3 separate regions of the Homo sapiens genome follow, and all the other regions are linked to region 3. Evidence: read pairs that join two places in POLR2A ChIA-PET (ENCODE). Cell type or tissue: HepG2. All regions are shown on one strand. Each heading gives the region's core, and the rest is flanking DNA. Links, peaks and the distances in the headings are about the cores only. Region 1 has its middle 28 kb from the start of SEM1. Region 2 overlaps SLC25A13 (solute carrier family 25 member 13). Region 3 holds the start of DLX6 (distal-less homeobox 6).

Region 1 (11,161 bases), core at 2,952-6,951, 320 kb after region 3:
TGTGCTGCACCCATTAACTCGTCATTTAGCATTAGGTATATCTCTTAATGCTATCCCTCCCCCCTCTCCCCACCCCACAACAGTCCCCAGAGTGTGATGTTCCCCTTCCTGTGTCCATGTGTTCTCATTGTTCAATTCCCATCTATGAGTGAGAACATGCGGTGTTTGGTTTTTTGTCCTTGCGATAGTTTACTGAGAATGATGATTTCCAATTTCATCCATGTCCCTACAAAGGACATGAACTCATCATTTTTTATGGCTGCATAGTATTCCATGGTGTATATGTGCCACGTTTTCTTAATCCAGTCTATCGCTGGACATTTGGGTTGGTTCCAAGTCTTTGCTATTGTGAATAGTGCTGCAATAAACATACGTGTGCATGTGTCTTTATAGCAGCATAATTTATAGTCCTTTGGGTCTATACCCAGTAATGGGATGGCTGGGTCAAATGGTATTTCTAGTTCTAGATCCCTGAGGAATCGCCACACTGACTTCCACAATGGTTGAACTAGTTTACCGTCCCACCAACAGTGTAAAAGTGTTCCTGTTTCTCCACATCCTCTCCAGCACCTGTTGTTTCCTGACTTTTTAATGATTGCCATTCTAACTGGTGTGAGATGGTATCTCATTGTGGTTTTGATTTGCGTTTTTCTGATGGCTAGTGATGATGAGCATTTTTTCGTGTGTCTTTTGGCTGCATAAATGTCTTCTTTTGAGAAGTGTCTGTTCATATCCTTCACCCACTTTTTGATGGGGTTTGTTTTTTTCTTGTAAATTTGTTTGAGTTCATTGTAGATTCTGGATATTAGCCCTTTGTCAGATGAGTAGGTTGCAAAAATTTTCTCCCATTCTGTAGGTTGCCTGTTCACTGTGATGGTAGTTTGTTTTGCTGTGCAGAAGCTCTTTAGTTTAATTAGATCCCATTTGTCAATTTTGGCTTTTGTTGCCATTGCTTTTGGTGTTTTAGACATGAAGTCCTTGCCCATGCCTATGTCCTGAATGTTAATGCCTAGGTTTTCTTCTAGGGTTTTTATGGTTTTAGGTCTAATATTTAAGTCTTTAATCCATCTTGAATTAATTTTTGTATAAGGTAAGTGATATTTTTATAAATATAATGAAGCACAGGCAGCTATGTTGATGTTGTAACATGCTAAGAAGTATTTTGATGTGCATTTTCTCAATATTTTGGTCTGTGGTTACAGGATGTGGTCACCCTAACAGTGTCAGATTACTGACAGTATTAAGTGATGGCCTGAATGATGGCCACTTAATGTGATGATTTTAAATTATTGAGGTATAATTTTGAAACCTCATAGGAGTTGAGCAGAGGCTTTAATGGGTTATTTGTAGTTATCCAGTGTTTTGTCCTTAATTAAATATCAAAATTTAGGTAGTAGTTGTTAAGGATTGGGTACCCGAAAATTGGTATTTGACATCAGGATGATAAAAACACATCTGAAGTAGGAAAGGAGATTAGTCAGGCAGATGAAAAAAATTATTATTTGAAATTTTACAATTTGTAGATTTCTCTCATTTGACCTTCACAGTGACCCACCCTGTGAAGCAGGGAGGAGAGGCCTGTTTATTGTAAACAATTTTGTCAAATAGAAAACAGTCTCAGAGTAAGTTAGGAAGTAAAAGGGCCCAGGATTGCAACAGCTAATAGGTGGCATATACAGAGCTAGAATCTAGGTTTCCGGACTCTTGGGTTTCTTGCAGATATTTTGGAAAGTGCATGAGTTCTGATGTTACTTCAAGGTTTGACTCATAATTAGACCACTTATTAGTTGTGTGTTAAGTTTCAGAACAGCCTATTAACAGTTTTCCTGTTCTATAAAATGGAAAGAATCCCTGCAGGGCTGAGCTGAAGATTAGCATGTGATAATATAGTGGTGGTAATCAATCAATTTTTTTTTTTTTTTTTTTACTGAGCCATGCTACCACTTATATGGGAGTTGCCTTACCTCCCCTTAATAACTGATGCTTACTATGTACCAGACGTTGTTCTCAGCTATTTATATGTGTTAATCTTCACAACAACCCTGAGATAGGTAATGTTATCATGTACATTTCATATATGAAGAAAAGCACCAAGATGCTGAATAATTTGCCCATAGTCACTCAGGAAGTGGTTCCAAACAAAACGAAACAAAAAACGTCTTCAATGGAAGGGACTATTCTGCACAACTTAGGGTTTCTCTTTCAACAGCACTTAATATAGTCTTACATAAATGCTCCTTAAATTTTAGTTGAGTAGCTACACAGAAAAAATGAAGTTTGCTGCAAATTTACTCCATGGTAGAAGTTTTTATTGATACAGACATAAATGTTTCTGTTAGCAATGACTCCCTTTTTTCCCCTATAATTTTTCATAATTATTTTCCAAAATTCAGTTCTGTTTGAAATGAAATTGTAGATGTAATAATGGTCAGCATTTTTCATTAGGCCTTGGCATAGAATTGCTGTAGGGGATGGCATGTCCATCCTATTCCCACTAAAAGTTTAGAGGACTATCATAATGAGCCAAGTCCCTTTTGAAAGATTGAATGTTATATTAATAATGCTTTCTACAGCATGTTGTCGTCTGCACTGTATATTTTTAAACATTTATATCCTTCCTGTTCCACACTTCCCATTTTGAGAGAGGTAACACATCCCACCCACTTGGCAGAGAGCTGACAATTAGCACCACCCTCATTCCACCCATACACATGATGCTGGGGGACTGGCCTTGGATTTTCCAGCTACCTTAATGGCTCCTATTGCACTCTGCCTTTAAGTGTCCTGAGTTTACTTCTTGCTGTATCCATATGTTCTCTTTAGTAATCTCACCAGTGTCAGTTGCTTTTAAACCAATTCCACATGTATGATTCCAAATCTCCTGTTTTGACCTCTCCCTGAAACTCTAATCTCATATATTCAACTAACAACTTGATTACCTCTCCATGTCTGAGTTAAAATTAACTTGATGAGAAGAGAACCCTTCATTATCCTTCTCAAACCTGATCTTTCCTCCAGTCTTCCCCACCTCAGTAAATAGACCCACATTCAACCCAATTGTTTAAGCCAAAAATATAGAAACTTATTGAATCTTCTGTTCTCCCAATATCCAATCCATTGGTGAGCCCTATCAACTCTGCCTCAAATGCATATTTCATGTAGTTAGTACAGTGCTTGCCTTTTCCATTCTTCCCTTCCCCTTTCCTAATGAATCCTCATCTCCCCTGCCTCCCCCGCCCCCCAAACGGTTAGATATCCATCTTTCTTTCACATGGGCCAAGCCTTCTTTCACAAGGCAAGCCAACACCATTCCCAGCTCAGGGTGGGGTGTGTTTCATCTTAAGCCAATCTTAGTAATCCCGTGCCCCGTACAAGTGATTGGATACAAGGATGGACAGCTTTAAATAAATTTGGGGCAATGAATCAAAAGTGGGGCTAGAAGCATCTGGCAGAGAAAAATCCTGCTTCATAAAATAGCACACAAAGCCAGCCTTTCCCTCCAAATATAAATAAGGGAGCATGTAGTCTCAATTGCTAGTGACAGTCATATAACAACTATTGCAGTTTGAGGGTGAAGATTAGAAAGTCTGGAAGAGGATTCTTTGATGATGTCATTGAACTTGCTCTAGGACAAGGCCTCCTGTAAAACAAGCCTACAAACGTCCTTATTTTTAATTTTTTTTAATTATACTTTAAGTTCTGAGTTACATGTGCAGAATGTGCAAGTTTGTTACATAGGTATACATGTGCCATTGTGGTTTGCTGACCCATCAACCCATCATCTACATTAGGTATTTCTCCTAATGCTATCCCTCCCCTAGTCCGCCACCCCCTGACAGACTCCAGTGTGTGATCTCCTCCCTGTGTCCATGTATTCTCACTGTTCAACTTCCACTTATGAGTGAAAACATGCGGTGTTTGGTTTTCTGTTCTTGTGTTAGTTTGCTGAGAATGATGGTTTCCAGCTTCCTCCATGTCCCTGCAGAGGACATAAACTCATCCTTTTTATGGCTGCATAGTATTCCATGGTGTATATGTGCCACATTTTCTTTATCCAGTCTATCATTGATGGCCATTTGGGTTGGTTCCAAGTCTTTGCTGTTGTGAACAGTGCTGCAATAAACATACGTGTGCATGTGGCTTTATAGAATGATTTATAATCCTTTGGGTATATACCCAGTAATGGGATTGCTGGGCCAAATGGTATTTCTGGTTCTAGATCCTTGAGGAATCGCCACACTGACTTCCACAATGGTTGAACTAATTTACAGTCCCACCAACAGTGTAAAAGTGTTCCTATTTCTCCACATCCTCTCTGGCATCTGTTGTTTCCTGACTTTTTAGTGATCATCATTCAAACTGGCATGAGATGGTATCTCACTGTGGTTTTGATTTACATTTCTCTAATGACTAGTGATGATGAGCTTTTTTTAAATATGTTTGTTGGCTGTATAAATGTCTTCTTCTGAGAAGTGTCTGTTCATATCATTCACCCACTTTTCTAGTATTTCTAGTTCTATATCCTTGTTTCAAGTATTTCTAGTTCTATATCCTTGAGGAATCGCCACACTGTCTTCCACAATGTTTGAACTAATTTACATTCCCACCAACAGTGTAAAAGCGTTCCTATTTCTACATCCTCTCCAGCATCTGTTGTTTCCTGACTTTTTAATGATCGCCATTCTAACTGGCATGAGGTGGTATCTCATTGTGGTTTTGATTTGCATTTCTCTAATGACCAGTGATAAAGAGCACTTTTTCATATGTTTGTTGGCTGCATAAATGTCTTCTTTTGAGAAGTATTTGTTCATATCCTTTGCCCACTTCTTGATGGGGCTGTTTGTTTTTTTCTTGTAAATTTGTTTAAGTTCTTTGTAGAGTCTGGATATTTTATCTATCCAAAGATAGACAAAGGATACAATGTATCCTTTGTCAGATGGACAGATTGCAAACATTTTCTCCCATTCTGTAGGTTACCTGTTCACTCTGATGATAGTTTCTTTTGCTGTGCAGAAGCTCTTTGGTTTGATTAGATCCCATTTGTCAGTTCTGGCTTTTGTTGCCATTTCTTTGGTGTTTTAGTCATGAAGCCTTTGTTCATGCCTGTGTCCTGAATGTTATCGCCTAGGTTTTCTTTTAGGGTTTTTATGGTTTTACGTCTCAAAATAGTAAGAGCTATTTATGACAAACCCACAGCCAATGTCATACTGAATGGGCAAAAACTGGAAGCATCCCCTTTGAAAACCGGTACAAGACAAGGATGACCTCTCTCACCACTCCTATTCAACGTAGTATTGGAAGTTCTGGCCAGGGCAATCAGGCAAGAGAAAGAAATAAAGGGTATTCACATAGGAAGAGAGGAAGTCAAATTGTCTCTGTTTGTAGATGACATGGTTGTATATTTAGAAAACCCCATTGTCTCAACCCAAAATCTCCTTAAGCTGATAAGCAACTTAAGCAAAGTATCAGGATACATAATCAATGTGCAAAAATCACAAGCATTCCTATACACCAAGAACAGACAAAAAGAGAGCGAAATCATGAGTGAACACCCATTCACAATTGCTACAAAGAGAATAAAATACCTAGGACTACAATTTACAAGGGGTGTGAAGGACCTCTTCAAGGAGAACTACAAACCACTGCTCAAGGAAATAAGAGAGGACACAAACAAATGGAAAAACATTCCATCCTCATAGATTGGAAGAATCAATATCGTGAAAATGGCCATACTGCCCAAAGTAATTTACAGATTCAATGCTGTTCCCATCAAACTACCATTGACTTTCTTCATAGAATTGGAAAAACCTACTTTAAATTTCATATGAAACCAAAAAAGAGCCTGCATAGCCAAGACAATCCTAAGCAAAAAGAACAAAGCTGGAGGCATCACACTACCTGGCTTCAAACTATACTACAAGGCTACAGTAACCAAAACAGCATGGTACTGGTACCAAAACAGATATGTAAACCAATGGAACAGAACAGAGGCCTCAGAAATAACACCACACATCTACAACCATCTGATCTTTGACAAGCCTGACAAAAACAAGCAATGGGGAAAGGATTCCTTATTTAATAAATGGTGTTGGGAAAACTGGCTAGCCATACATAGAAAGCTGAAACTGGATCCCTTCCTTACACCTTACACAAAAATTAACTCAAGATGGATTAAAGACTTAAACGTAAGACCTAAAACCAAACGTCCTTATTTAAGAAATCTTAGGTTGGGTGTTTTGTTACTTGTACCCAGAAACAGCTTAACTGATAAATTAAGAATCTATCTACTCCCACTACTATTATTAGTACTATCACTGTTGCTTATTAGGATTTACTGCAATTATTACCTAGCCAGTCTCCCTACTTCTACTCTTTCTGCCCTATAATCTATTCTAGAAAAAACACCGCATTGTTGAAATTTAGATCATGTCACCATTTTCCTCAAATGCTGTCAGTGCTTCTTAAAAGCAGCATAAAATCTAAACTACTTGTAAAGCCCAATGTAGTCTGGCTCCTGCCAATCTTATTGACACACACCACTTGATTTTCAGTATTGTCATATTTTGATCACTTCTGAAGAGTAAATCAAAGATATATCACCCAAGCAAAAAGTGATTAAACTACATGCAGTTGCTTGAACATGGAAAGGCTAGGTGATTTTGCACCAGTTGTTCCCTGGGATGCTTGCCCTCCTCATCCTCTTAAGTCAGGCCTTCCCTGATCATTTAAGCTAAGGTATCTACTTGATTATTCTACAACACGACCTCCTAAAAATTGCTCTCCAATACTGCCTGATTTTTTGTTCACTGCTGTTGCATTGCAATAGCCAACTCCTTGTGTGTCAGAAACTAATGACAAACAATGGCCAGAATATTGATTTCATTTTGCTCTCCACATATTTGCCTTGAGGGTTGATGGGTTGTCAAAAAGGTTGATACAAGGATAAATTCCATTTTATATTAACCGTAGTTTTAATTCACTGGTCAGGTAGAATCGCTATAATGTTATTCTGATTCCTCTTTAGCTGTCATGAAATTGAAGAAAGCTTATACTCCTACCCTCTTTGTTACCCTTGTAAGACGACTTTCTTAGACTAGGTGACTATTAGAGAAAGTCTTGCCACTTTTCACTGATGAGGATAATATTTAGAGTTACAGGAAGAACCATTAGCTAACATTCCAGTAGTGCACAACACATTTAAAACTCTAGATTATCATCTTTGCCTGGGCCGGCACACCCCTGTTTACAATGTAACATTGTGTATTTCTCCTCTTAGTTACTCTTTTTGTTGTTGGTTGTGTTTATTAATGGTTTTCTGTTATAGACTGTATTCCTTAAAAGTAGAACTCCCATTGTATTCATGTTTATATCCCCTTGTCTTACTGTGGGTTGTCTCAGAAGCAACTTAGAATAGAGATAAGGATTCAAATGTGAGTATTTTATTACAGAAGTACTAGGGGAGTGGGGAAGTGAGTCAGGAAAGAGAGAGAAGCTAAAAAAGAGTGTATATCTAGCAAGTTACACCATAGGGAATTCGACTTCAGTTCCACCTGGGAACTCTAGGAGGCTATATACAACATATCTTAGAGTTATCCTGTCCTAGGGGAGGGGAGTCAGAGTATTTATCAACTCGTCAGTCATTGGTTGAGAGTTACTCAGGAAAATCCCCCAGTATCTTCTGGTATGACCCATGTGTGGGCAGAGTAGGCTCTGGCTACCACAGAAAGTATTCAGACAGAATTACAGTCGCTGGCAGCTGAAAGTGGAGCTTTCCTGCGTGGAAGTGGTAAATGATGAAGAAATAAGGGCAGGGCACCAAGCACATCTGCTACATCACTTGGTGTGTCTTAAATATTTGCTATAAAGTGAATCTTAAAACCATTGAATCAAGAGATCAGAAGAATGATTGGCAGAATCAGCATAGATTAGGAAACAGTAGAGACCTTTTATAACAATGGGAGATGGGCTTTGCCTTTCTTCTTGATTGTGAGTCACAAATCTGTGTAATAAGCCATTTCATATCTAATTGGTTGTATCTAGACAATTTAAACCTTATGTCCTGGCAAAAGAGGTCAATCAGATCACTAATGACTAAGAAATATACTTTTTTATTGCTGCCTATGGTGAAATGTCTTTCAGAAAAATCTTCATAGCTTTTTGCTTTGATTAAAAATAATGGCATCATTAAAGCTCAATAACTTCAACAAATCGATCACCAAGATTAATCCCTTATTTAAGGTATAAATGATGTGCTTTTGTCTATGTTAGGGTTCATAAATAAAGATTTAACAAAGATGTTTTAATTTTTCAAAACTCGTACTCAAAAACAAAGACTCCCGGTTGGTATTTTATGTATAGAAATCCATGGTCCAAGTTAATAGGATGTGTCTTAATGATTTTGATGATGATATTTCAAAGTAGTGGAATGGACAGGATACTGATTTTATGAGAAGAACAATTGCTTCTTTTTGCTAAAGCTAATAAGGCCACTACAATGAGCCACAGAGATGACAATGTGTGTTTATGTCTTTTACTATCTTTCAACAATTACTTCTTTGGTGATTAAAAAAGGCATATGCAAAATTACTTTGGTTTCAGGGACATATACATCATTCCTCTTAAGTAAGACAGTTAAAAAAATTAAAGCTATTGATTTATATATTGAAGAAGTTTCTTCATATTTTATATTTAACTTGTTAAATAAGTCTCGTTTTGGAAGCTAAGTTTTCACCATTTGATACAAGTCTATATAATACTAGTTCATAATGTAGGGACTAGACCAAGACTATTGTATCAAACAGTGCTGCTAGATTTTATTTTGCTTTACAAATTAAAATTTATTGTTGTAGACTAATAAAATTGTCTTTAAGTCAACTGACTCTGAAAGAGAGCATATATACTTTTATTTTTCCATGTAAAGCTTTTTTCTTAATTTTTCTTATCCAAATTAAACTTGATATCTCATTTTAAAACTATTTCAAGGTACAGAAAAATTTAGGAATAGTCAATCAGGAATTAAATGAGTGATGTCAAATGGTGTTCCCAGGAAATTGTGGGAAAGGGTGTGAGTATGAGGCTCTAGGCAACCCTCTTTTGTTTCAGTCAGAATAGTTTGACTTTTATTTGTTTTAGACATTGGAATTCAGCATACGATTTCATTTGAAAACTTGATTCTGCTGCCTTTCTTTTAAAGTTTGATAACAGTGATCTAGATGTTCTACATTACTGGCAATTTCTCCTAAATACTACCAAGTAAGTTAGGTTTTACTTTCTGTCCAGATTCAGGGTACAACCACTTCATACTGTGAAAATTATAAACATTTTTCCTAAGTTTTCTGAGTCTCTGTCATCTATATATTTGTGACCATGATGTTAGACTTATAGAATTGGATGGATGCTTAAAAAGCATCTACCTCTACCACTTCATTTTACAGATGAAGAAATAACCTCAAAGCCATTGTGACCCGTCCCCAAGGTCACATTGGGCAGAATCAAGAAATGAATCAAATTGGGTACTCTTCTCACTGCACTGAGATTTCTCTTTTAGAGGTTCTATTTCACCAATTTTGAATATGGAATATTTGCTAGATATTAGGAAACATAAATGGCATAAAGAAAGGATGAGAACAAATAACATTGCAAAAGAAATTTATTCATTCAACAAATATTTATTGAGCAGCTACCAAGCGTCAGGCATTGTATTCACTGAAAGTAGTCTGTTAGTTCACATATGAAAAACGTATGTGTGCTTTATGTGATGATTGTTAATGCAAGTTAAGTAGATTGCTCCTGGACTTTAGGGTGAAAACTTCTTTTTAAATACCATAGTGGACATTGGTTTTATCTTGGCTACTGGGAAAACATTGTCATTTAGGTTGCTAATAACATCTAGATTTTTTATGGGTAATTAATACCATCATCTCCTTTCCCTACTCCCCTTCCCCACCCTCTTTCATTTTTCTGCCGTCTTGGTGAAGCCAATTGAGGACTTTCTATCTTAAAAAGAGATAATAATGATGAGGAAAACTGTCCATTCAGCCCAGACCACTGAATAGTTCCTGCTCTGAGACCCTCTCCCCATCAGAGCACCTTTGATCCTATCTCCAGGCACAGCTCTTCAATCTCATGATGGATTCTAATAACTCTCTCACTTCCTTTCAATAAATCCCCTTTCTGCTTAAGTTAATCAAAGTTGTCTTGTGTTGCTTGCAACCAATTAACCCTAAATGATATCTATATCTCTTTGTGAGAGATTCTGTAATTATTTATCATATGTGACAACACAAACTGCTAGAGAAGAACAAGATCTGTGAAATTAAGGCCTTTGTCTCAAAGTCCAAAACCTAAGTCACTGTACCAAGAAAAGATGACGATAACCACCAACTGAACCTTTTAGCTCTTTGTTACCTTAACAAGCTTGATGTCGGGAGACCTGTTACACAATAAAGATAATTCCCTTCTCTCGATTATCTTCTCCCCATTTAGAGACGACTCCTGAGAAGCTGTCCTGGGCCTCTTAGGGCTGTGAAGCACTGTCATCCTTTTCCCAGTCTTCATTTTGATCTGCTAAAGTACCATTGTGCTGGCCCTCTGCTGAGTGCTGTTGACCTTGTTCGCTGATTGCTTTTAGTGATTCCCTTCGGTGATTGATGGAACTGACTGGACAGTAATAAAAACAGGGCTGATTTGCTTTATCTTAGCAGGATTAAAGCCTGAAAACAAATCTAATTTTCTTTTATGGGGAATGGAAGTAGGAACAAAAGATTTTGATCAGTGTCTTAAAGTAACATGAAAGGAAGACTGGAGGACTTAATATGGTAAAAGGAAACTCTGTAAAGGAAAAGAAGCATAACTGTTAGATTCCTAATGGAAGGTGTGGTGACTCTCTAATTTCCTTCTTAACAATAATGCTGTTCACATGCTAGGCATGGTATATACTAGCCCATAGATCCTCTGTATAAATTTGTGATGTAAAATGAGAGAAAAAGATATGGGAAATGTAAAACAGTCATGGGAAAATTGAAGAGGTTGGAATAGAGCATTGTACAGCAAAATTTGTCATCTTTACCGTTCCGTGATATCTCTCAATAAAATTGGCAGAAATGTAGCTTGTAGGAAATTAATGGAAAGTTCTTGAGTCCTTTACTTGTTTTTCTTTCAT
Region 2 (8,315 bases), core at 2,677-6,676, 880 kb after region 3:
TAGCTCCTCCTTAATTCTTAGTTAATCCTTTTCCTTCAAAGGCAGTGATATTGGTATATAAGGCAGGGCTACTGTTTCCTGGCTGCTTAGAAACCTCAGTTGTATTAGCAGCAGTGATACCACTGTATCTAGAGCAAGAGATCATGATTTCAGGAGTTGAGTATAAAATTCCCAATTTTAATTCCAGCTTGACTCATGGTGGCCTATATGTAATTTCTCATATATCTGTAAATGAGAAAATGTTTTGAACCAAAGGGTTATAATTTATTTCAAATTATTTACTTGAAATAAGGTAGGACCTAATGAGAATAACTGAGTACCACTTATTAATGTGTGACCTTGGGCAAGTTACTTCACTTCTTGTAAGCTTTGGTTTCCTCAGCTATAAATGGAGATCACAACTGCACCTGCTACAGAGTGTGTGTGAGGCTCAAATGAGAGGATCCATGTGAAAGACTTGGCATAGTTCTTAGCATACAGTAAATGCTCAATAAACATTAGCCAAGTATTACATTGAATCCAAAAGAATCTGTCTGTAAATCACTCCAAAAAATAAGTTGTGAAATTAGAAGTTAAGTAGTAGAGCTCAGATCAAGGTCTAGGACTCTTTCCTAAGCCTCACTTTCCTCACACCATAAAAATACCATCTTTAACTCTTTTCTTGGAGAAGACAGGTACCCAGAAACGATTCTGTCTCTGTGGAGGTAATCCATTCTACCAGAGCTATAGAAATGACTGGTGAGATTTTTTTTCATTTAAGGTTTATTTTTCTCCTTTTTTAAATGATTTTGAAACTAATATTACTCATTATAAAATATTTGAAAAGTACTAGAACAGGCAAATAACAAAAATATTATTCATTATTTCACTACTCTAAGATAATTGCTATTTAACATTTTTACTCATTTTTCCTATTCAGGTTTTTCACAGAGCTGTAATCACACTTTGTATAGATAGTTTTCACTTAAGGTTGTGTCTTAAGCATTGTTACCCATCATGGCAAAGTAGTTAATGACATGTGCCTGTGGGGTCAGACTACCAATGTTCAAATTCCAGTGTTTCCACCCTGTGTGAACCACACACATTATTCATTCCCTCTCTGCCATTTCTCCATCTGTATTTGGAGATAAGAATAGTCTTACCTTACAAGATTATTATGAGAATTAAGTGAATTAATAGATGAAAAGATTAAAATAGTGCCTGATATATAGTAAGTATTCAAAAATGTTCCATAATAGTAATTTTATTACATATTATTTAAAACTTTCCGAACATAGTTTCTAATTGCTGCATCTTATGTATTTCTCAATTTTAGATACTTTAATTTTTTCCAAAAAATTTTAAATAGCTAGTAGTATGCTTTTTCCCCTATGTTGAATCAGTTATTTTTTTTTAAGAGAAATAGATTATCTGAAGTGAGTTTGTTGGTAAAAAGCATGGTTGTTTTTCGGTCATTGACCCATTATTCTTGAGAGTTTTAAGTAGTTGGCATCCCTGTGGTGATGTTAGTTCAGCCCTCTTGCCATCCTGTTGTCTTTATAAATGCCTTCTGTATTTGTTATCTATTACTGCATGCCAAATTCCCTCAAAACTTAATCAGCTTAACACAACTAATATTTATTTTCTCACAGTTTCTGTGAGTCAGGAAACAGGTGTGGGGTAGAAGCAGCTCACTGGGTGCCTCTGGCACCAGGTCTATCATGAAGTTGCAGTCACAGTAGCAGCCAGGCTTGACTGACATTGGAGAAGCCACTTTCAAGATGGCTCAATGACATAGCTGTTGACAGGAGGCCTCAGTTCCTTGTCATGTGGGCCTCTCCATTGGTCAACTTGGATACCCTCACAACATGGCAGTAGATTCCCCAGAGCAAAGTCTGAGAGAGAGAGAGAGAGAGAGAGAGAGAGAGAGAGAGAGAGAGCAAGCAAGGCAGAAGCTGCAGTGTCTTCTATGACTTCACCTCAAGATGATAGAGAAGCAGAGGCGTGAATGTCACAAGGGTGCAGATCTTTGAGGGCCATTTTGGGAACTGGCTGCCTCACTTACTATAGAGCATTGACTTTTATTATTATTATTATTATTATTATTATTATTATTATTATTATTATACTTTAAGTTCTGGGATACATGTGCAGAATGCGCAGGTTTGTTACATAGTTATACAAGTGCCATGGTGGTTTGCTGCACCCATCAAGCCATCATCTAGGTTTTAAGCCCCGCATGCATTAGGTATTTGTCCTAAAGAGCATTGACTTTCCTATTATTATCCACCTTCCTCCTGATCCCCCGTTTCTGGTAAAATGGGAAAATACCGAGTTTGCCCTGTTGATTTTAGTCTTCAAAGAGTGAATAAGCTACAAAGCTTGATGGTCTTTGTGTATTCTACAAAACTATAAAAACTGTGTAATGCGAAGTAAGCTACTTTCTTAATTTAATAACAGATATCAGAAGCCAGTGGTCAATGTCATAGTTACCATTCCAATTAAAGTTAGGAATAAGACAAGGATGTCTCTCTCATCTTTGTTATTCAGCCATATTTTGGAGGTTCCAGTCAGCATGGTAAAATAAAGTAAAAGGCATAAATAAAAGAAGAAAGGAAGCAGTCATTATTTATAAATGATTATTTACCTGAAAATCAAAATTAAAATGTCTAAGAAGTATATTAGAATTAGGAAAAAAGATTAGTAATGCATTTTGTTATAAAATAAACATAAAAAATCTATATCCAGTGAGCAGGAGTGATGTCATGGGGTGAGCAGGGCTGAGTGTGGAACCTTGCTGAGATGCTCAGGCAGAGCTGAGTTCAGTGTGGAGAAGGGCAAGACTTTTGTCAGAAGTGTGCCCCGTGCAACCCCAAGAAGGGCAGTGAGCAAGCACAAATGTGCACTAATCCTGAATGGGCTGTTGGGTGGAGGACGGATCAGGCCCCCACATTCCCTTTGTGGTTGCCAAGAAGAGCAAAGGCATTTCTTAGGGAGAGGATACATGGTATTCAGAGAATCCCAGAAAGTATTTAATAGGAGAAAAGCTTCTTTCAAAATACAAAAATCCTCCTTTTTAGATGGAGTTTCAGGCAACTACAATGAATAATTGTTGGCCTCTAACTTATAAAACAAAAATGTCTCATGGCTATTTTTATATGTACCATATTTAAATTGATCACTTATACATAAAATATTTTTTGCTGAACATCAGCCTATTATAAATAATATGGACCTGTGATTAAATGAATATGACCACGCTTTCTATGTTTAGATAATAATTTCAATTATTCAGTAATGTTATCTCACTGTTTTCTTTCCAAAAATTTGATTAGCCTTGAGGTTAGATTGTTTTAGTAATATGTAGCTTTTTAGCAAAAGTGGTTATTGGTATCCTCACCTAGAGAATGTTGGGTTTTGGTGTTTTTGTTTTTGTTTTGTTCATGTATCTAGTTATAAACTGGGACTATATTTAAATACTGGAACATCTACTCCGTTATTTCACAAGATAGAACAAGACTAACCAATATTTGAATTCATGTTCATTGGCCAAAGTACATCAGCTTTGTCAGAAAGTGAAGACCGAAGCGGGGGTCCTGAAATTAAGAAATCAAATTCTAATTATCTATAATTAACATGGTGCTTTATCATTAATGAAGGGCATTTCAATACACCTTGTGAATGATATCAAATAAAATATATCTAATACTCAAATTTTATAGAATGCTCTATCATACCAGATGATTTTTATCAGAGTGATAAGATAGAGGAACAAGTCAAACTGTAATGATGGTCTCACCTTTGAATTAATTAGCTTGAGATTAAGTTGTAATACAGAAATACCTTTAAAAGCTGTTCCAGTACACAGAAGTGGAAGTGTGTTATACATGTGTGATCATGATGCTTTTGCAAACATTAGATTGTGTATTATGAGAAAACTACTGTTGGTACAAATTTGTTAATTATGTGGACATAAAGCTTAAGTTATAATAGTTTAAAACCAGTCCTTAAACCCTTAAAAAAAGTAATGAAGAAATTGAATCAAGACAATAGACTGAGCATATTCATCCATCTCTCCTGTCTTCCCAAATACCTTAAAATGTCAGGAAATGCATTTTTAAAAAATTCTTTATTGGCACTAGAAAATGCTAATCTGGCCCTCAGCAGAAAGGAAATAGCCATATTGACTCTGAAACTGGACTGAGAGATGCCCCAGTCCAAAACACAGCAGGAGAAACTACCTCTAATGCAAGGGCTGAACTGGAGAATGTTAACCTTTGAGTGAAGAATAGAATGCCTGGGGTGGAGGTGGAGGTTTTAGGGTAAATCATTAACATGAGTTAGGCAACTATACTTTCTTCAGGATTGCCAGGCTTGGAGCTCTCTCCTGGTTTTCATATGGAGCTTCAGGAGACAGTTGTATCCAAGTTAAAAGCTCAGAGCTCAATTTTAAAGAAAGAGACCACTTCCCTAGAGAGGATAAGTGTAAGGAATGGACAGAAAGTAGGGCAGGACTTAAGGTAATTCAAGACTTCTACCACAGATGCAGGAAAAAATAAAGTGATGGCAGCTTTTCCCAAGAAGAATTAAGGATTTAAAATAAATTCTTCTACCCCCAAAGTGAAGTTCCCTACATTTCAGCAGTTCGGAGGGTCCACACCCTGCCAGCATATCCTAACCCCTTGCACCCAGTTACACAAAGCCCATAGACCCTCCCATTCAGGAGAGAGACCTGTGGGTGAAGCATACCTAGAATATGGTAGAAGTCACCCACAACATTTGTATATAATACTAATCAGCCTATCCTTTGAACTTGAATAATATCAATAGACAACCAGAGATCCCCAGCCATGAAGGAGCAACAAAGTAAGTGAACAGAAGAATTAGAGAGAAAACAGGCAATTCAGGGGACAGAAGACAACTTTTAAGAACTATAATTAATTAATATAATTAATTAGAGTCCTCAGAGAGATTTGAAAGAAATAATCAGTAAAGAAGCTTTCTTGAAAAGTAATAGAAGAACTGCCATAATTAAATATCAAGCGTTAGTTCTGAATGATATAATGGATATGATCAAAGACCAAATTTAGACATGTGGAAAATAAAGACATGCAAAAAAAAAAAAACCCCTCTAGAATGTAATGTGTAGCAATAATATAGAGATAGAAAAGGAGAGAAAATTTAAGATACAGGTAGAATTAATCTTGGAAATCTAACATCTGTTTCATAGGAGTTCCCTAGGGAAAAGTAATAAGGAAAAGGAGAATAGAAAATGAATCAATAGAAGATTGACTTCTCATCTTCTTATCTGTAATACTGGATACTTTCAAAATCCCAAGGAAAGGATGTCTTGAGTCGTAATTATGTTCCTGGGCACACTAACACTCAGGAGGGGGAAGGCAAAACTAAAGTTAGTTTTTCACATGCAAGGACTCAAAGCTTTCTTCCCCACAGACCTTCTCTGAAGCAATTAAAAAGTGAATTTAAGGGCCCAGCACAGTAGCTCATGCCTGTAATTCCAGCACTTTGGGAGGCCAAGGTGGGCGGATTACCTGAGGTCAGGAGTTCGAGACCAGCCTGGTCAACATGGTGAAACCCTGTCTCTACTACTAAAAATACAAAAAATAGCCGGGCGTGCTGGTGCACACCTGTAATCCCAGCTACTCAGGAGGCTGAGGCAGGAGAATCACTTGAGCCTGGGAGGCGGAGGTTGCAGTGAGCCAAGATCGTGCGCAGCCCCAGCCTGGGCATCAAGAGCAAAACTCAGTCTCAAAAAAAAAAAGTGAATTAAGAAGGAGGAAAATGTAGGATATATGAAACAGCAAATAGAAGTTAAACCTGTGGTAGGTCTCCATTATTGCTGACTTTGGTATATGTATTCATGCAAGAATGGTTGGTTTTTGGGAGACTGACAAATGAAAGGAAGGACAAAAGTGCCAGTGCGCCAAAGTCCTCCCCTTGCTGGAGGATGCAAATGCTAATTAATTGCACCTGTTGTAAATGTACACCTATATAACAAATGCATGTAACGTTTAAATATATTTAGTCAGGGAAGTGGTGGGGATCAAAAGGGAAATAACTGGAAGCAGAGAAAATAGCATAATATAGGATGGCAGAAATAAGTCTAGTAGTCACAAGCACTGTAAATGAATTCAGTACCCCTAGTAATAACAAACACTTTAAGATGAGTTTTGAAAGAAAATCTAGTCATATGAAGTTTCATAAAACAGTGACATAGAAAGATTGAAAGACAGCTGATTGAAAAATATGTACCAGGCAAATATCAACAATAAGCAAGTAGCAATATTAATGCCATACTGAATGGAATTCAAGGTTTTAAATAGCGTTCAGAAGCACACAGGCATATTTTATAAAAGATAAAATTCACTATGAAGACGCCATCAATTTCTATGTAATATCAATGTATAATGTCATCTCTCAGCTTCAAAGTATGAAGAAAATGCGATATTTTCTCATACCTGATGAAAAACTTTATCACACTGCTTTTAGAAGCTGACGTATTAAGTAGATAATATAGATAGAGATGCAAAGGGGATTTGGAAAACAGCCTTGATCCAAAATAAATAGATATTAACCTTTGTATTCAATAAAAAGAAAAGCACTTTCCTTATAAATATAAATGGGATATTTATAAAAATTAACGATGACTTGTGCCCTAAAGCTGTATTTTGCCAGTCATGTTTTCTTTTTGTTGTAAATTATATTCTACTCTAGCTGGGCCCCCTTTGAAGACTTGTAATTTTTTAATTGGTTGAGACATGCCCCAAGTTACTCCTGTCACAGAGGTGGTGGATGGCCCCTGGGTCTCTGTGTTTGTCTTGTCATTGAAGAATCAGGCAGCCTGCCAGTCCCTTTCCTGCTGAGGGACCTAGAGGAAGCATCTCTGTTTCCCAGTCTCCTCTTGCTCCCCTGTCTTTAGGAATAGAGAAAATTCAGACCACTTGATCAGCATTGGCTTAGCCTTTTGGAATCCAGAAGAGAGCAGGCAGATCTACCAGACGTCCCTGCCAACCCTGGCCCCCAAAATCAACAGCTCTCTGGTGGCCAAGTTCTTGCCAGTATCTGCTGCTTTCCCAGCCTTGCTTTAGGGCAGCCTGGTGCAGTTCTCCAGGTTAACTTAGCAAATCCTCACACTGGAAATCTCCTGTCCACCAAGATGTCCAAAATTCCTTTTAGGCCTTACCAGATACCTGCCTAGGAGAAACTGGAGCTGACAATGGAGATGATGGGAGTTATGTTCAAGTTGCCATATTCTAGCATTCGCCACAACTCCTATCAGTTTTGCCAGGCAACTTACTAGGTGTCTTTCATACCTGCTTCCTTCACCCCCAGTACCTCTATTTTCATAACAAAGAAGAGTTTATGAAAATTACCCTAGCCAAAGGGAACTTTTTGCCCATTTTATTGCTTGTATGTCTTTCACAGTCACAGTCTGACATGCCTGCCCACCATTGCAAGGCGGCTTTTATTGCATGTCTAAAGCAGGCTGTCTTGCTAAACTCTTTCTAAACCAGGAAGTAAAACAAAATCGGTGGTGTGAACACAGTGGGTTTCTAAGCATTTTTCTTGTTTCCTTCCATTATGTTGGAGGATAAATTCCTGGCCCAAAGTTAAAATAATTCCTACAAATGAACAGGAATTTCAGTATGACTTATCCAGTGAAGCACTGGATATAAAGTGAGCTTTTTGCATGCAGAATTGTGATGTATTTTATAAAACCTCTTGAGATTAATGTTTGAGGAGCTAGGTAAAGATGGAAGAGATACTCCTTCAGTAATATAAATGGAAGCGTGTAGTATGCAGATTTACACCCCCCTTCCAACTCACTGTAACTTTAAAGCTGTCTGTTAGAAGGATGAAATGTAGTTGTGAGCCAGACCATGTTGGTTTGGACAGAAATTCTTACAGAATTATTAAGCCTTAAAAAAAGCAAAGGAGATTTATGCATCTGCATTTGACCAATTTGGTTTGGAATAAGTTCATAATGGAAAAGTAATAAAACCATAAGAGACAGTGTCTTCTGAGTACAGTCTCGCTTTTAAAAAATCTAAACATGCACTGCCCTATTTTGGATACAGTGACTGTAGAAAAATTTCCCATTGGTAACTTTGGGAGGGTTTTCTGTTGTTGTTGTTGTTCCTTTTTCATTGATTATCAGCCAGTATAAATTTTAAGCTTTCTGTCAAATATTTTTCTGGAGATGTCAGTCTTAGGGAAAAGAAATCCTAAAGTGTTATCTGTAGGAGTCTCCTTCTCCCAATTTCACCCCCTCCCCGAAACCTCCACCTCCCACCCCCCAACACACATAGTGTTTT
Region 3 (11,161 bases), core at 2,939-6,938:
ATGCCACCAATTCACCTAGTAAAGGTGTCAAAGCAATAGAATGGTGATTTTGATTGTTTCCTCCGTCTTTCCTGATTCCAGTTCAGGGTTTGGGGGGGTGGGGTGGGGAAAGAGTGGTTTTTGTTTTGTTTTTTTTTAATCAACCATCATTCCTGGTCATTGCATTTTGATAAAACATGCAGCATTCCCTTTGTAGCAATGTTCTAATCTTACAGCCACTTTTTCCTTTTTCTTTAGAGAAGGGCTGTTATGTGAGGAATTTTCTTTTTCTCGTCAGTCTGGGAATGGTAAATAAAAATGCAGGAGTCCAAAATGCTTCTCTTTCACCATGTAATGTCTTAAACTCATTAAACAAGTAAAAACGCTGCCAAGTTTGTGCAGATTCTTCTGGTTGGGGGAAAATCTGTTTTTAAAAAAAGTCATTTTGATGGATACTCCCAAAGAGAAGAGACTCAGAGCCTGGATCCCAAGGGGTAAGAGAAAATATCCTTACAGTAAGGGGTTTCAGGAGTGCTGGCATAGAAACCAGTTTCTCTCTCACACATGCTCTTTCTCTCTCTCTGAGATGCAAGATCAATTACTGACGTTGCTCAAGAGAGAAGGTAAATGAGAAAAAAGGTGAAAGGCAAAAAGAAAAGAAAGGTAGAAAGGAAAAGGAAAGAAAGAAGGAATGGAGGAAAGGAAGAAGTAAAAAGAAAGGAGAGGGAGAGAGAGAGAGAGGGAGAGAGAATGAGCCTAGTCGGCTTCTTGCCACACTTATGAGCTCTCCTAAGCCTGCTCCTTTGGCTCCTTTTCGCAGATACAAGCAGGTCCCGGATCCTCTTTTCCTTGTTCAGACGTTTCCCTAGGGTGTTCCCTTGGGCAACTCACATCATCTGTGGTCTCTGCATCGTGTCCTGGTGTGGAGAGGAGTACCAGTGAGAATAGCCAGGCATGTAGCTGTTGGGGGGCATACTGACACCCTTGGCCGAGGCAGAAACGTCCCAGACTGGAGGCAGCGCTGGCGAGCGTGGCGACAGGGCCGCCGAGCCCTGGAGGGGGTCGCTCTCATGAGGATTACTGCCCTGCTTCAGCAGTTTCTTAAACTTAGAGCGTTTGTTCTGAAACCATATCTTCACCTGCAAGAAATGCAGCAATCATTAGGCCCATAAACATCAAACCAGTGCCTCTAACGTCACTCAGGGATTTAGAAGCAATATTAAAAAAGCAAAAAAACAAAAAACAAAAAACAACCACCGCCAACGCCTACAAGCCAAGTCCCCGCCTCCTTCCACCTCTTTCTAGCCTCTTACAGTCCCACTTCCTACAACATACTAGGTATCTTGCCTGGATACCTAAAGTTATTGTAATTCTAGAATTGCGTGCTAGCGTAGGTTTAAAACAACAGTATAAATAAGAAAAAGCTGAATGAGATGACCAGGTCCAAAGCCTAAAGGATTTTTAAAAGCAGCCCTTTCAAATCAAAGCCATTCAATTGAATGCACCTCCTCTGAAAGTCTTGTCATTTTACATAAAATTTAGTAATGTAAATTTAGTCTATGTAAAATAACTATTTTACACAGTCATTTTCTCCGTGTACATGCATAGAGATACCCAAAAGCTGTTATCTCTATAAAGGTACAAGGAGCAAATGACTGAAGGAATTAAAGCCTGTACATTTATAACTAAATGCCTTGAATATATCTATGCATATATTGCATATGCCATAGATTATACATGAAGCATCTTTCTCCAGACATAAATATATCCCCATAACCTTGCAGGGATTAAGGACTGCAGCTCCTTCATTCCCTATTTTGTATGTTGCCTAGTCAAACTGTGGTCAAGGATCATCACATGATTGTTAGTATAGTAATTAAAAGTCAAAGGGCTTCTGAAAATTAAACGTGAATCGGGAATCTGGGATGGGAGCATATCTAGGCCAACATTTCAGATCTACTTTATTTGAAGAAGGAAATTTTATGGTGCAGCTTCCTTTACCTTTAAAATTCCCTAGCCATAAGAATCTACTTTTTCAAGACGCATACAAGTCACTGAATAGCCGGAATCCCTTCATATCAAACCCCAAATATTATGAATAGCAATATGGAAAGAGAAAACAGGCTAAATTGAAAAAGAGCTTAAGGAACAACTGTCTTAAGTCAACACACAATCAGTCTGCAGCAACAGTCTCATAAAACCTGAGGTCCCCTTGCTGAAGATTACCTACATCAGATGAGGCCTACTTACTCCATGTAGGTAAATTAATCAACAAAAACTGCAGGTGATTGCAGCCTGGCTTTTTGACCAGGGTCCTAATATACTCACCTAAGCTCCTTCTTGTGAAATCTGAAATGCCTTCTATGGCTTTCAAATTAGTAGGATGGGAGAACTTCAGTAACTGTACTTAACTGTGGCTTCACCTGTTACAATTTTGGTAACATTTCTCTTTGATCTCCAACTCTGCCACTGCACCCAAGTCCTGTGCTCCAGGGAGGCAGCTCAGACCACATCAGTCTGTCACCCAGATGACTTAACCACCGTGCTTAGGGAAATCTTCAGAAAAACCCACCTTGACACTCCTAGGATAAATAGATTGCACTTTGGAGCCTTTACTAAACCTCATTGGAACCTATGCCTACTTTGTTTTTTCTTAGTTCATTTCACAAGTTTTCTTTCTGTGTCAATGGGTTGAAAACCTTATTAGTTCCCAGGGCCTACAAAAGGATCCTTAAAAAAGTTGAACCTTATTCTGCCTCCTGGCTTGTACACCTTTTTCTCCTAAATGTTTGTTCTCTTTCATGTTGTTCTGCTCTGGAATAACACTCAATTGAATTATGAGTTTGGTCACAAAAGGATTCTAGGCTGGGGTGGGGTCGCCGAGGGTTGGGAGGATGTGCAAATCCAATCCAGTATTCAATACCAGGTCATTCATTCCAAACTGTGTTGTCCCAGGAAAGTGCATAACTGGAGCAAAAGGCATTTGTCATTAAGCTCCTTCCATCCTTGGTTGACTAGGCCAACAATTCCTCCTGATGTGCTCCCTGCCCGATCTGCAAGCGGTACCAGCATTTCAGGGATACTTGGGCTTCTCGGGAATTACCTGTGTTTGTGTCAGTCCTAAGGAAGCTGCCAGTTCGGCTCTCTCTGGAAGGGCCAGATACTGTGTCTGCTGAAAGCGATGGTTTAAAGCCTGGAGCTGCAGGCTGGAATAAATGGTCCGAGGCTTCCGAATCTTTTTCCCTTTTCCATTGAACCTGATTTCCCCGTTTTCAATCACTGTAGTTTTTTGTTGATCTGTAAGCAAATAATACAGAGGAGCGGTCACCCGGGAGGCTACTGCTGCCATCTCCCTGCTCCTGGCGTGGCATGCAACGAGTCTCCCCAAAGCCCAATAAGGGTTACCTCGAAAAATCCCTATGATGCCCCGACCTCTCTTGGTCCACTCTGCCCGTGTGCTCCCAGCGTCTGCGTAATCTCCTTGACCCAGTCCCTGGCCCGAACAATGTGCAGCGTCTGGGCCAAGGGAGCGCCAGAGGCCCTCAGACAAACAGCCCGCTTTGCCGCAGCGGAGGCGGTGCCGGAGGCTCTCTGGGGTGCGCAGCGCAGCAAGGCGGCAGCTGTCCGGGCGGAGCGGGGCCCCTGTGCCCGGCTTAACAGTACCTGAAGCTGTGCTTGAGCCACCCAGGTGTTTACGCGGCCAGTTGACTTGATGTCACCAGCTCCAAGCTCAGTGCATCAAGCATCCTCGGCATGTTTTGAAATGACTCTCCTGAGGAGGACCAAATCCTCAAACAAAACACAACCAACAGCTCAGACCAGCCCACGAGCAGGCTGCGCCTCTCACGGCAACTTTGTCCCCCTCGGGTGCTGAGAACCATCAGCCCGAGGTTCTTTGCTTCCCCTCCACGAACAAAGGAGCAGCCAACACTGTAGCGAAAAGCTAGATAGGGGGCCCGGTCAGGGATGAAGGTGAGGGACACTTTAAAGCCCACTGGAAAGAGCCTGACTGTTACTAGTTTAACCAGAGCGAAAGCCAGGCCAGCTTCCCTCCGAGTCACTGAGGAGCACGGGGCGCCCCACGCAAAGTAGGCCACTGCCTGCCCAGCGTGGGCTGGGAAGCAAAACACGCTCCCCAGTTCCGGCCCAGAAATGTCCCCAGCCGGGTCAAACGTGGGTTACAGCCTGGAGGGAAGGAGCAAGGAAAAGGGCGCACAGACCCAGGAGGCTGGAGAGCGCAGTGTGGACTAACTCGTCGAACGAAGCCTGCGCCGGGCCCGGGACTCAGCCCGAACTGCGCGTCGGAAGCTGAGGGTCCGCGGCGGCGGGAAGGGGCCCGGCTGGGAGAGGCCGGCAGGCAGGCGCCAGGCGAGCGGGCGCGCACGGGGCCCGGCCAAGGGCGCGCGGGGCCGCCTGGGGGAGGGGGCCGGCGGAGGCCCGGGCGTCGAGGAAGTGAGCGGGCGGGCGGGGTAGGGGGCAGTCGGGAGGCGGGAGAAGCGAGCTGCCCCAGCGGCCTCTCACCTGTGTCGTCCCCTCGCGTCTGGGCGGCTGCGCTGCTGTTGTGGTAGGACTGGAGGTAAGGGCTGTGCTGCGAGTGGCTCATGTAGGGGTAGGCGGCGAGCGAGCGGTGGTTGTAGGAGTTCCCTCCGCCCGACGCGTAGGGCGAGCCGTGGTGGTGGTGCTGGTGGTGGTGGTGGTGGTGCGAGCCGGCCGCTGCCGCCGCCGCCGCCGAGTGCAGGCAGTGCAGAGGGTAGTGCGCGCCTGCCATGGCCGGGGAGCTCTGCTGCGAGTGCGGCTGCGGCGGCGGCGGCGGCGGCGGCGGCGGCTGTTGCTGTTGCTGCTGCTGCTGCTGCTGCTGTTGCTGCTGCTGCTGCTGCTGCTGCCCGAACTCCATGAAGGCGGATTTGGACGAGTCCTGGCCTTCCAAGCCGTCAGCCATCGTAGTCATGGTCATCATCAAAAACTTTGGGGGCTGGAGAAAGCCTTCTCCCGGGTTTCCTCCACCCTCCCCCACTTGGCTCGCGCCGCTCTCCCCTCTGCAGCCACCTTAGCTCTTTGGATCCTTGCAAAAAAAAAAAAAAAAAAAAAAAAGAATTTAAAGAGGGGGGTGGAGGTGGTTCTCCCTCTCCCTCGCTCTTCTCTAATATATATATATATTTAATATAAAGAGATATAGTGAGCGGGGCCTTGTTAACTCAAAGGGAGGAGGAAGGAGGAGGGATGGGAGAGGAGAGGGGGAGGGGGGAATCTGCTCTCCCCCCGCCTGCTTTCCCCCCTTGGATTTTTTGGGGGCTGGTGCAGTTTAAGGCAGAGATTTTAAGGTGGATTCTGCGAAAGTTGCGCGTCTGCTTTCAGACTTGATGCAGACGCCACGAGTCGAATGGTTTGTCTCCAAAGGGCAGTGCCTCCCCATTGGTCAGTCGCCCCCTGACGTCACAGGCGCACGGCTTCTACTGGCGTGTGCGCGACTTGCAGAGTTCTTCGCCTACCTTCCGCAGTTCCAATCCCAGCCGGAGCTGCAGCCGGGGGCCGCGCTGTGTGGCGCCCGGGGCCGTTGGGGAGGGAGGCGCCTCTGCCCGGCCGGCCGCCGATGCTTCCCGCCGCAGCTCGTGCCCCAAATCCCGGAGCCCCAGTTGCCAATATCTCAGCCTTGAAACAGCCAACTGGGGGCTGCTCTCTTTCAATCCCTTTGCACCCTTGTAGGTTGCCTGTGCTTAGAAGCAGTGACCCCACCCCCGCATTAAATCCAGGCCCCCCTTTCTTGACGTCCCTGCCACTCTGGTCCTACTACACTCTTGTGGGAGCTCCTTGTCACCGTGGATTTTTCTAGACGTATTTTATTGAAACCACAGAAGGAAGACGAACCCTCACACCTGGGCTCCACCCCACTGGGGGGTGGTACAGAAAAAGAAAAATCAGACCCTGTTCTGGCTCGGTCCCTGCCGTTTCAGGCCGTATTTCTTATATATTGTACAAAAGGTTGTGGGGGGGGGGGGCGTCTTTTTTTTCTTTTCAGAACGCAGCAGCGTGTTCTGAAAACGAATCGTTGGAGGACTGACAGTAATGCATTTTTTCCTATTGAAAACAGAAGCTACTGTAATGCTTTCAAATATATGCAAATGATACATGCGGTTAGTGGTTTGGCAAATCTTGATTACAATATAAACTACCCAAGTAAAAGTGCCTTCGTCCTAAATTTGTCTCTCGATTACAATTCCAATTGATTTTATTTTATTGTCAACATTGTTAATGATAAAAATAGAGTCGTTTTACAGTTATTTTTACTTTCTGGAAGGAGGCAATTAGAGTTCTAATCAGGAATACACAAAAATCTCCCATGATTAACTGCAGTACTTTGTTCAAATTGCTGCTATAAAATTCAGAACAATTTGCCTGTAATGATTATGGACTGGGTTTATTTTGGGAGGTGGAATAAAAGTGGATATAGCATAAATTATCCTCTAATTATACACCAGTGTCGCCTCAATTATCCTCTTATCAAAATGGTTGTCTAACTGCCGCATTTAGTTTCAATTCTCTCCTTTTTTTCTATAAAAAGAACTTCATACCTTGTTATTATTAATCCATTTATTATTTGCAAGGGGATTTATATCCGCACATCCAGGTGGTAGAACCACTTCTCTTTCAAAGATGGACTGGGGAAAGACATTAAGTTCGGAGCAGCCCAAGGCTGCGGATCTAGCCTTTCTCCCTCCGGTCTCCAGACCCACGCAGGTTAAGGCAGCCAAGCAGAGACAGCGGAGCCCCGGTGCGTGGTTCAGGCCTGGTCAACAGGTAGGAGGGCCAGACTGGGGGCCAGGCACAGAGGAGGGCAGGCCCGCCCGCACCGGCGTCCAGGGTCCCGGGTTCCGGGTCCCGGGACTGGAGGAGGTCGCCGGCAGCCCGCCCTTCCAGAGGCTTGAGATTGGGTGGACGAGACCTGAAGATCCTCTCGGTCTGGACCCCGACTTTCGATCTGCTTAGAGACCTAAGCCGCGAGCCTTTGCCCACACGGAGAAACGTACTATCTAATATCTAACAACCCTGTACTGCAGTGTCTGGAGGTTGCGGGAAGGAGACAGTGTCTCCCTTTGGGAAAACTACTGAGGACTTCTGTATATCCTACTTCTTCTGGACTCCATAAGTTACAGGACCGAAGGAAACTGAGAAATAGAGAAAAGGTGCCGCTTGCCCCTTTAACTCCAGAAAAGGGTGGCTGCAGATGGAGCAGCTTGGACTTTATTTTTTACGTTGCGCGAAGCCCGCCGGCAGCGGCTTATGCCAATTGATTTTCCCAGCTCCCAGCCCTGGATGTCTAGCTATCTCCAGGACAGTTTGTTTTTTTCTTTTTCTGTCTTTCTTTCTTTCCTTCAATGTATCAGAAGACCTGAAGCTCGCTGCCCGCGAGTTTCCTCCGAGTTCCCAGGTCAGCGGCGTTTGCGCTCCTCTCCCCCTCCTTTTCCCAGCCCGTTGCGCTTAAGTTCTTGAGTCTGGGGAGCCGGTTCAGTAACTCTGAATTCATTTTTAAGTGGCGTGCCCTGTTCCCCACCTTTTAACAAGAGGTGCACTTTAACACGCGAACCAGTAACACGATCTACACGTTTACAAATCGGCAATGAATTAAAACAACAACAGAAAAGCTTCATGGAAAAAGAAAGGTGGGCTAAGTAAGGGGGAGATGTGGGGGGTGGGGGACAGAAGGGAATGTCAGGAAAAGAGAAGATTTCCCACCCCACCTTCCCACTCCCAACCCTAGTGCGCTCTCGGTACACGCGGGCTGCGCGCCGAGACTGTTTGTAATGTCCTCAATACCAGCAGGTAGACGTGGCAGTTTTATTGCTTTATACCCTGCAGCTTGTTGTTAACACCGTGAAGGCGTTTCACCCCCTACACCCTCACCCTGTGCTTGTCTATGTTTTTCGCTTTATGCTCACAGGTGCACCGCTTTCCTCGCCAGCTTCCTGCAACTCTGGCTGCACCCCAATTAGAGTATGTCGTGGCAGGGCCTCGGAAGGTCCCTGCAATTGAGCACTGTATCCAGAGTGCAGCTGCCTCTACTTGCAAGGGGATTTTTTTTTCTCATTTGTTTGATTGCTGAGGAAGCCGGGAAGGCTGGGATTGTCCGGGTTGTAGCTTCAGGGCTCTCAACCTTCCCCTAATAGTTAGTGGCTAAAATCCTTGCACTCTGTTCCAGTGAAGCAGCTGCACTGAGGTGGTAGTTGTGGTGCATGGTAAAGGTCCTGCTGAAACCTGCTGGGCGACCCAGTCTGAGCTCAGAGACAGTCAGGGGCTGGGAAGTGGAACGAGCGAGAGGTCCCACTTGGTGTGATATCTCTGCGCTTGCGGGATGGAATCTAAACTTCAGGCCTGACTATCAGACTTTCCTGCCAGTATCGAGAATGGAAAACTGGAGATAGTGTGACCCGCACACAACATGCCAAGGTGGCGCGCCACGAGTGGCTGCCAGGTGTGGCCTCTGCCACCGGCCACGGCGCATAGAGTTCGCGGCTCAGAGGCTATTTACCGCAGGGCCTCTTCCGACAGTCATTTCTCTCCAATTGAACGCGGCAGATTGGCTTCCCAGTCCTTCATTCCGTTTTCATGGGTGACGGTAATGAGCTGAAGTAAGGCGGTTGGAGTCACTCTTGTTTGCACTAGTCCAGCCCGCACTTCCAACCCTTCAGCAAGGGGCAAAAACTCGGGTTCTTTGGGGCCTTGCAGGAAGGCGCACACCTCAGGGGCTCAAGGCCCCGGCGCCGGGTTAGGCGCCAGCCGGGTCCTGGCTCCTGCTTCTTTGTCTCGCCCGCAGGGGAACGCGGGCCAACCCTTGCGGGTGGGAGGAGGAGGGCGGGCAAGGCCCTCGAAGTCTTTATCATTCAAAATAAAAGTAAACCCTGCAATCTGGAGTAGGAGCCCTAAGGCTCTTTTAGGGCTTGTAGTAAGTGAGGGTCATATTCACTAGGCAGGATTTGAGGCCTAAGCTGCTTTTTGCTTTTTAAGGTGTTGAGATGTTGGAATTTGTATTGCGAGTGTCAATGTTATTTAGAGAGAAATGCTTGTGTATTGCCAACACAAGACCTCCCGGGTCTGCCGGAGGCCACTGTTGGAGGAATGGGCTCTTGGGTCAAAGAATCTCCTGCTGTTCCTGGTCTGGACCGGTGTTTGCTCACGCATGTAGGCCTGGAAATGCTTTGGGGTGCCCGAAGTGGTTTTGCAGCCTCACGGGCTGTAGAAGTACATTCAAACCAGGCAGGACCTGGATGGGTTTGGTTGCTAAGTTGAGCTCAGTTATCACTTTAATTCTAAAGAAATTAGACCTGGATAAATAGCCTTTGAATTCAAAGAAATTACTCAGTATTGACTTACATAGCCCCTTCTCAACGGGAGACATTGGTGAAGAAAAAAAAAACTTGCTAGTCTTTTCCTCATTCAATATACTGTAAAACTCTGTTTGTGTATGTATGTAAGGAAAGGGTGCCTGATATCCTGGTAACCCGCACGACTTTCTCCCCTCCCCCAACACACAGACAACAGTGAAAGCTCTGGGGCACATGGGAGCTGCCTCTTGCCAGTGATGGCATCTTCAGGAGTTGCAAAAGTATCAGTCTATACAAGGAAACATTGGTGTTCTTGTCTGTGGTGATAAGCTGTATTGTCCATATTAACACCCTTCTCTCTTAGATGCCCCCAAATCCAGTTAAAAAGTGGCCTCAGTTTACCCCATGTTTAGAAAGAGTCTCACTTAAGTTTGGGGATAACATTTTCCTCATCTCTCTAGTCATAGGTCCCAAGAATAGCCAGTTAGAAAACTCTGACATGACACTGGCTCCCACAGGGGGCTTCACAGAGTTTTTCAAGACTGTCCAATTTGGAGAATGTTAACTATGCATGTCCCAACCTACAGGCTCCTGCTCCAGGCATTTTCAAACTTGGAGTCCAGTGGAATTATGAAAACAAAGCTAACCAGCTTCTCAAACTAAACATCATTTGCCTTCTCCATGACTCCATTCCCAAGTGTGTGAGCACCCAAGGCTTTCTTAATAGAGGGAGCTGATGTGCTGTGCCCAGAATTGATTTAGGGGAAAAGCAGCGCATGTTTCTACCTTCCCTAATTTTAGGATTGTATACAGAGGTCGGTCTGCTTGTCTGCCCTCTCCCCTCAAATCCTCTCTCTTTTTTCTCTTTTAACAAGCATAGGACCCCACTCCTAATACAAAAACACTCCTCTTTCTCTAAGCCCAGGAAAAAAAGGACTCAACAATGTTTAAACACTTAGAATAAAACAAGTTAAATGCTGATGTCTGTCTTTTCAATCTGTAGGCTATGCTAAGGTTGAGCTCTCCATATTTGCCCTGATGGGAAATATATCAGAGCAAAGGGAGAAGGGAGGGGGTGTTAGAAGTCAGCTTTAAGCAAGCCAGTCTTTGGAAAGCAGGGACCCCTGACCATTGGAGGATAAATACAGCCTTATAGTGGTAGGGAACAAGTATCAACAGGAAACAGTAGACTATTTTTAGGCATAATAAGGAGTTAATATAGCTGTCTTCCTAAATGCCTCCAAGCATCTTCTGTTTAATTCCTTCATCGCTTCATCAGCAGTAACAATAGCAAGGTCACAGAAAATGCCTAACATTAAAGGACAGCCCTGCTTGGGACAACTCTTCAGGAAAACCTGGGATGAAAACATCCCCTTGCTATCATGTTGGTCCTCTTGTTATAACAGAAAAATAAATGAAAACCGTTTTTCATGAGAAAGAGAGAGGGTGAGTTTGTTCTGTATCTGTCTACTCTTGTGATATATATGAACTGGTGACTTTTATACTCATACCTGTTCATAAATACTCCTTATCTCCTTTATTTGGGAATATCCCAATAAATGGAAATGTAATTTATTAGCTTTTTAGTAAAACTTTTTTAGAGGGCAACAAATTTGAATGCCCTTAGAAGCTAAGGTTGTTTTTGTTTTTTCACATTCCATTCTCCCAACTGTGCCCATTCATTCTCTCTCTCTTTCTTTCTCTCTTTTTTCTTGTTCAGAAAAGAGACTCCTTTAAAGCGCGCGCGCGCGCGCGCACACACACACACACGCATCTAGGAGAAAGAGAGCCCCCTTCCCACTACCCTGGGAATGGAATAATTACTGGTTTTTTTTTTTCCTGGCAGGTTTTACAAATTTTGTGCA

Evidence for each region. ChIA-PET counts read pairs that join two places held together with the same protein. Peaks named below come from ENCODE experiments on the same cell type or tissue, not always from the same donor. Only the 100,000 strongest peaks of a DNase experiment are listed, where the experiment ranks them.
Region 1: POLR2A ChIA-PET joins it to region 3 with 8 read pairs; 3 of 35 experiments call an interaction of 5 or more read pairs at or near these places.
Region 2: POLR2A ChIA-PET joins it to region 3 with 5 read pairs; 1 of 35 experiments calls an interaction of 5 or more read pairs at or near these places.

What each region holds. Positions count from the first base shown.
Region 1 is chr7:96,676,549-96,687,709 of GRCh38, reverse strand. It overlaps a transcript of SEM1 not described here. Among named protein-coding and RNA genes, the nearest start is that of SEM1, 28 kb to the left of the region's middle. In HepG2, for the core only: no CTCF peak of the experiment used is centred there; no DNase peak of the experiment used is centred there.
Region 2 is chr7:96,122,544-96,130,858 of GRCh38, reverse strand. The region is part of intron 15 of SLC25A13 (solute carrier family 25 member 13); the gene reads left to right. It also overlaps the pseudogene CYCSP18. Among named protein-coding and RNA genes, the nearest start is that of MIR591, 93 kb to the left of the region's middle. In HepG2, for the core only: no CTCF peak of the experiment used is centred there; a DNase peak (open chromatin) is centred at 4,268.
Region 3 is chr7:96,999,753-97,010,913 of GRCh38, reverse strand. It overlaps DLX6 (distal-less homeobox 6), which reads right to left and starts at 5,361. Exons shown (of 3, transcript NM_005222.4): 1 at 4,501-5,361; 2 at 3,083-3,276; 3 at 1-1,118. The coding sequence starts at 4,936. The coding sequence ends at 867. The region is part of intron 1 of DLX6-AS1 (DLX6 antisense RNA 1); the gene reads left to right. RefSeq lists a silencer at 4,511-4,610 and enhancers at 5,923-6,644, 8,674-9,383. In HepG2, for the core only: a CTCF peak has its summit at 4,492; DNase peaks (open chromatin) are centred at 4,523 and 5,413; H3K4me3 peaks cover 3,108 bases.